2 separate regions of the Mus musculus genome follow, and region 1 is linked to region 2. A link is a contact called in ENCODE Hi-C data. All regions are on one chromosome and are shown on one strand. Each heading gives the region's core, a stretch centred on a gene start or an enhancer-like site at or near the end of the contact. The rest is flanking DNA. Distances are from core to core; before and after follow the strand shown. Region 1 overlaps 4930480M12Rik (RIKEN cDNA 4930480M12 gene). Region 2 overlaps Gm29687 (predicted gene, 29687).

Evidence for each region. A loop is a pair of places that touch in the nucleus more often than their neighbours do.
Region 1: a loop to region 2 is called in a map of left cerebral cortex, with 5 times the contacts of the local background. The contact joins two enhancer-like sites. A Hi-C loop is called at or near these places in 1 of 37 maps with a recorded cell type or tissue (left cerebral cortex).

Annotation. Positions count from the first base shown.
Region 1 is chr12:26,226,276-26,229,205 of GRCm38, reverse strand. All of the region lies in intron 2 of 4930480M12Rik (RIKEN cDNA 4930480M12 gene), which reads right to left. Among named protein-coding and RNA genes, the nearest start is that of 4930480M12Rik, 16 kb to the right of the region's middle. Within about 2 kb of position 1,326, at least 1 of the 3 ENCODE cell types and tissues checked has a DNase peak (open chromatin) inside an H3K27ac peak, as active enhancers do; it is left cerebral cortex, where a contact is called at or near this core.
Region 2 is chr12:26,128,518-26,131,510 of GRCm38, reverse strand. It overlaps Gm29687 (predicted gene, 29687), which reads left to right. Exons shown (of 5, transcript NR_131149.1): 3 at 877-1,252. Among named protein-coding and RNA genes, the nearest start is that of Gm29687, 80 kb to the left of the region's middle. Within about 2 kb of position 1,708, at least 1 of the 3 ENCODE cell types and tissues checked has a DNase peak (open chromatin) inside an H3K27ac peak, as active enhancers do; it is left cerebral cortex, where a contact is called at or near this core.

The sequences.
Region 1 (2,930 bases), core at 77-2,576, 98 kb before region 2:
TCCCTACTAACCCCAGATATGTACTGTTTATTAACAGACTAGCTAACTACACTTAGTCTCAACGTGGATTCTTATATAAAAACAACTATTCCATTAAGTAAGCATAATGATGAACGCCATCTCCACACCAAGCATTGGTGTAAGTGCTGACTCAGTGTGACAATTGGAAGTGAGTGGAGCCCTTTTGGAATTTGCAACATGGAGGGGAAGATAAGAAATCCTGCATACAATTAGAAGACAGTAGGGTAGGCTAAACATTAAAAAAAAAAAAAAAAGGAACTCAAAGATAGAAGCCCTGCTTTCTGAATGTAGTATTTTAAGTGATTTCACCACCTTTACTGTCAGCAAGTTAATTTGGCAGGTAATAAATGAACACGATATCAGGATTGGGCCTGCATTTAAAACCAACTCCACTGAAACACCCACATATACATAATAATGGAACTATTGGTATCAATAATTGACAGTAAAATAAGTCCTCAGGAAACCAAATTATATCTTTCTTTTGGACATCATATCACACTGTTCATAAAAATCAAGGCTGGCCTACAGCATACTCTGTGTGGGTAGCAGGGGCTCCTCTCAGGAGGGAGGGATGCTGCAGAGGCCAGGAGGGGCTCCAGTCAGTCTCAGAACCCGGGACTCGAGGACTAGCCAGACGTGTATGTGTATGCGGGACCAGAACAATTTCCAATGAGATTTATACCTGCCCAGGTGGTTTCTCACAGAGGGTACCTTGATTGTCAAGATGCCCAGTGGGATTCCTCTGAAGCCCTTTAACTTCTGCACCCACCAGCTCATCTGGAGCAGTTGGCTTCAATCCCCATCATTGCTTTCTCCTGAACAATCCAGAGAAAATGCTGATGGCCAGCAGTAGGATTATGTATTCACAATATTTTCATATCTATGCCAGGAGACATAAGCACAGAGGACATCATTTACACTAAACATCCTGGTGTGTCGCTACGGAAGATGAGGTTTGCACAATCCGACAGGAAAAGAGACATTCCTTTAAAAGCAGAAGCCAATTATATAAGATGATACTTGCTTCATTTGAGAAGTCTTTCTGATTTTTATATTTAAGGATTTACAGCAGGGACGATGGGAGCGAAAAGAATGAGCCACGAAGGAAGGGCTTATTCAATGTGGCACCTTCTGTGAAAGTCTTAAAAAATCAAAGTACAGTACATTTCCCTCCCCTCCCCTTCCCTCCCCACTGTCTCCTTCCTTCCATTTTGAGCATTTTTGCATCTGCCACTGTTAAGGAGGGCGGGCGGTTGCTTTTCAGAGTGTCCCTCATAGGCTTTCCCTGCTGGCCACACGGCCTTCTGTGCGAGGGCCGCAAGCTCGTTGTATTTTTCCGCTGTGTCTAAATAGAAATCGTTCATTCAAATCTTATTCAACTTCCTAGATATAAAATGCAGAACGTGGCAAGGGCCCAGCGCTCTCTGCGGTCCGATGCAAATGTATGCAAATTTCTTCATATTAGAATCATTGTCTGGTTGTCATCCTCGCACGGGGCACATCAAAGCCATATGACCTGATTTTTGCACCTGCTGTTTAATTAAATTTACAAGGCAGACACACTCTCCACTCCCACTGTTGCACAAATCCGTCTTTACAACCACAGCTTCTAATTTACAAGGCAGTTGACTGCTGAGTTTTTTTTTTCCATCCATAGCTGCCCAACTGCTCTTTGTTAGACTGAAGACTTTTTAAAAAAAATTAAAAAGGAAGGCATCATTTTGGCAGATGGACTAACAGAAATATTAAAAATTAATTTTTATTTTCGATCCAAGGCTTGATTTTTAAAGCTCTTCAAGTACACAATCCATATATAGCAAATTGCATCTTCTTTATGGATGTGTGTTGAGGGGTTTGGCCTGGGCACACAACCCGCATGTGGGTTATGACGATGCAAAGAAGGGTCTGAATCCACGCTTTAAAGCAGACTTAGTTCTGTCACTTACCCACATATTAGGCAGGTTAGCGCTGCTGGGTTCTCCACAGTTTTATGGTTCTAATTACTTAGAGAGCAAGGGTGGTCACACACAAGGATGGAGACTGGAGGACAATCACAGTTCTGAGGGCTGTGGCTGTTTTCAGAGAGATATTTATTAGTGAGAGTGCTGTGCTGTGAAACTCTCCCTTGGCCTCCATCCCTGAAAATTTTAATCTCCGCACCACAAGTATCTAGACAACAGGGGAGGAAGGAAACAGGAATGTTGGACCCTCCTTGCTTTCTATTGAGTTTCTATATAATACACACTACCCCCAACAGCCACCGAGGTCTTCTCTCTCCAAGAGCCCGTGGCTCAAGTTCATATCCTCTCCCAAAGAAGCTAGTCTGTGATAGGAGCTGGGGAAATGTTTAAAGAGGTTAGAAGGAATGAAAAATACTTCTTTGTCTGTTCTTCCTCGTTCATCCAGGCTAGGGACCTAGGTTGGCTGATAATGCCCCTCTGTTACTGTAGGACATTCTATTTATTTTTATTCAGTCTGAAATCTTCAAGACCCTCAGAGCCATCATTTTAATGACATAACTTGAAAGATGATTTTCAGATAAAGGAAAGTGAACTTCTGAGATCTGACCTATAGGTGGCGCCACAAATTCACCAAACCAAAGAACACTGCAGTCAAGTTTGGAAAAAGTGGCATAAATTTAAAACCTTGAGCTACACTAACTGTGGGACATATGGGTTGCGTCCCAGGCCTGCCCAAGAATAACTTTGAAGAAAATTTTGTTTTCTGGCAATACAGATGCTAACACACCACAGAACCTTTAAAAAGAATAAATATGTAGATGGCTCAGAACTTTCAGAATAATTTAACCTTCCCCCAAAAGTTAAGATAGGAGCAAAAAAAATAAAATAAATAAAATAAAGATAGTATAAGCTTTAGTGCTCTGCCTTGGGGAAGGGGGTGAGCAA
Region 2 (2,993 bases), core at 459-2,958:
GGAGCAATCATGGGGAGTAAGCCAGTAAGCAGCACACCTCCATCGCCTCTGCATCAGCTCCTGCCTCCAGGTTCCTGCCTTGACTCCTCTCAGTGACAGAGTGTGACCCGACAGTTGTAAGCTGAGATGAATGCTTTTGTCCCTAAGCTGCTTCTGTGCACGGTGTGTTTTATCACAGCACTAGAAACCCCAACTAATACCACCTATAACTCCATTTTGCATTCAACTTAGAGGAAACTTTGAGGAACTGATCCTAAGGTGTGGAGTTCTGCTGAAACCAACCCTTGCCACACTTGTAGGGCTTCCAGAGAACTCTTCAGTTTTCTTATGAAGAGATTTTTTTTTTTGAGCTTCTGCTGGCAGTTTTTAATTTTTTTTCTTCCAGCTCTTGTTGAGATTTTTTTATAGACCCTCAGTTGTTCATAATAAGCCACCCACTTTCGGATAGGTTTTCTCTGCTGCATCTGTTACTAGATGGTAGCAGTGAGCAAGTTCGAGTTTAGAAACACTATGGGAAATGTTAAACACTAGCATTTGGTGGAAGCAGGTGCCACGGGACCCACGTGAATGTCAGTCGCTGCAATCGATAGGGGATTCTGGGGAAACATTCACTTGCCCCTGCTTAAAATTCTGGGGAGGGTGGCATAATACCCGAGCATTTTCCCTTCAAGTTTCAGCGTAGGAAATCTGTCCCCAAAGCTGTGTGGATCTCTGGTGAAGGCCAAGTCCATATTGGCTCTTTTTACTTTCTGCTTTTTCCCCCCAAGTCTTTTCTCTCTTTTCTCCATGCTTTATAGCACTTAGGATTCCATTGTGCAAATTCTTGCTTAGGACTTGAGATTTATGTGTCTTCTCTACCTCTTTTGCTGACCACAGGATTGAGGACATGGAGAGGAACACATTCATGGCTCAGCCTAGCCTATCACAAAACAAGAATGGTCTATGCTACAAATCTGCCTACAGCCAAGTGACCGGGACCCTGACTCTCCTATATAAGCAAGCCATTCTCATTTCCTAGCAGGACACCTGCTTGTCAGCTCAGTTGTATTCTAACTTCATGGAAGATAAAGTAATATAAGTCATGATGACTGCTAGAGACTAGTGTACTAATAAAGAGAAACAGATATGTAAATAAACCAAGGGGACAGTGCTTCACACGGGCCACAGATCATTGTCTGCAAAGACTTTGATGGAGCCAAAGAAAGAATGGTTCCTTCCATGTGGAGCTATCTTGGAAAAATGCCTCAAGGAGGTGAGTATCCAGTGAAGTTGAAATGAAAGAGGGGAAATGTGTTAAAGAGCAGATGGGAAGGAGGCGTCTACATCAGCCAGAGAACTGTCCCAAGGGATGCCAAGGTATGTGCAAGCCTTTCAACAAGGCCTAAGATAGGATGTCCAAGTGCAAGGCTGAGCAGATACTAGTGAGAGTTGGCCTATAGGGAGAGGCAGTGCTCTGAGAGCGCAAGAAGCCAGGCTTCTCAGAATGGAGAGCTTCTGTTTTCTCTTACTCGTTCTTCTCTTTTGTTAAGAATGCATTCATGATTTATTTTCTGTATGCCTTCCCTAAAAACCTGAGTCCCACAATGAATGGCCCTTTGCTAGGCCGACCATCCAAGGAACTGGTTCCTCTGATCATCCCTTCCATAGTAAAGCATCCTTGCCTATACACCCAATTTGTCCTAGACAGCATCTTCTTGGCGACAGGAAGAGGCTATTTCCATTTCTGTCTTTCCAGAGTCAGCAGGAGGCCCAGCAAATGGCAGGCACTTATGGGATGAAGAAACATGAACAACAAATCTCAAAGGAATAAAGCCAGTCTGTCTCTCTGGAATTCCAGGACTTTGTCAAACAGGCATGTCTTAACCATGGCAGGGAGTTAGGACGTCTGTCTGTTAAGCTGTGAAATTAAAACACCCCAGGCTGGGAGCCTAAACAATGGATATTTACTTTCTCTTCGTTCTGGATCCTAGATATCCAAGGTCAAGCCACTGACTGCTTTGATTTCTGAGGAAGCCTTCCTCTTTGGCTTGTATGTGGCCAGGTCCTGGTTTCCTCTCCATTCCTTAGCCTGGCCTCTTTGGCTCCCACAGTGTCCTATCTACTGTTCTTATGATGATAACATTCTTATTCTATCAGAACCCACCCACTGAAACCCAGTTACATCCCTAAAGGCCTTGTCTCCAAATTTAGTTGCATCTTAACATTCTGAGATACGGCTCCAATGTATAGATTTTTTTTTTTAATGTGGGAAGGACAGTTCAATCCAAAATAGATAGTTGAGAAAACATAATTCTAAATTAGACAACCTATGGCCTCAAGTTGTTCAGATCTACTTTAGCAATAAATCCTGTAACTTGTTTATCCATTAGCCATGTGTCTGGCATCCTGTTCATATTTGTGGAGGGACTCAGTAATTCCTGTGCACTCTCTTCCCTCAGTTATGAAACAGATCAGAGCTGCTAGTTGACATGATTCATGGACAAATGAAAGGAGAACAAGCTGCAATGGGAAGTGCCTGTGTGGCAAGACACCAGCACAGGATATGATTGTGAGCTCAAAGCTGATGGTTTTCTTTGTGACTTTTTCCCATTATTTCTTTACAGGTTTTCTGGGCAGAAGCATTTGGGCTGTAGTTAGGCTCCTGTCTTTCAACTGCCTCCAGGAAAGGTGTAGCATCAAGGAGCAGAGGAACGGAAATCCTTTCTTCTGGTATTATGATATCAAATACGAGGTTTTCAGTGAAAAAGATTCAGTACAGAAATCTGGGCAATAACGTGTTAAAAACAAGGAGGCCCCCTTTACTCTCCCCTCTCACAGGACACCCAGGATCCATTATGAAGGAGGAGAAGGAAGAATTAGGAAAAGAGAAGATGGCGTCTCAGGATAGTGACAGCTCCATTTTGGATTTCATAGATGAAGAATCAGGACCAGACTTGTAACATATACTGCCCAATGTTCTCCAGAATTCTGGAGGGATCTGGGAGGATCAAGAA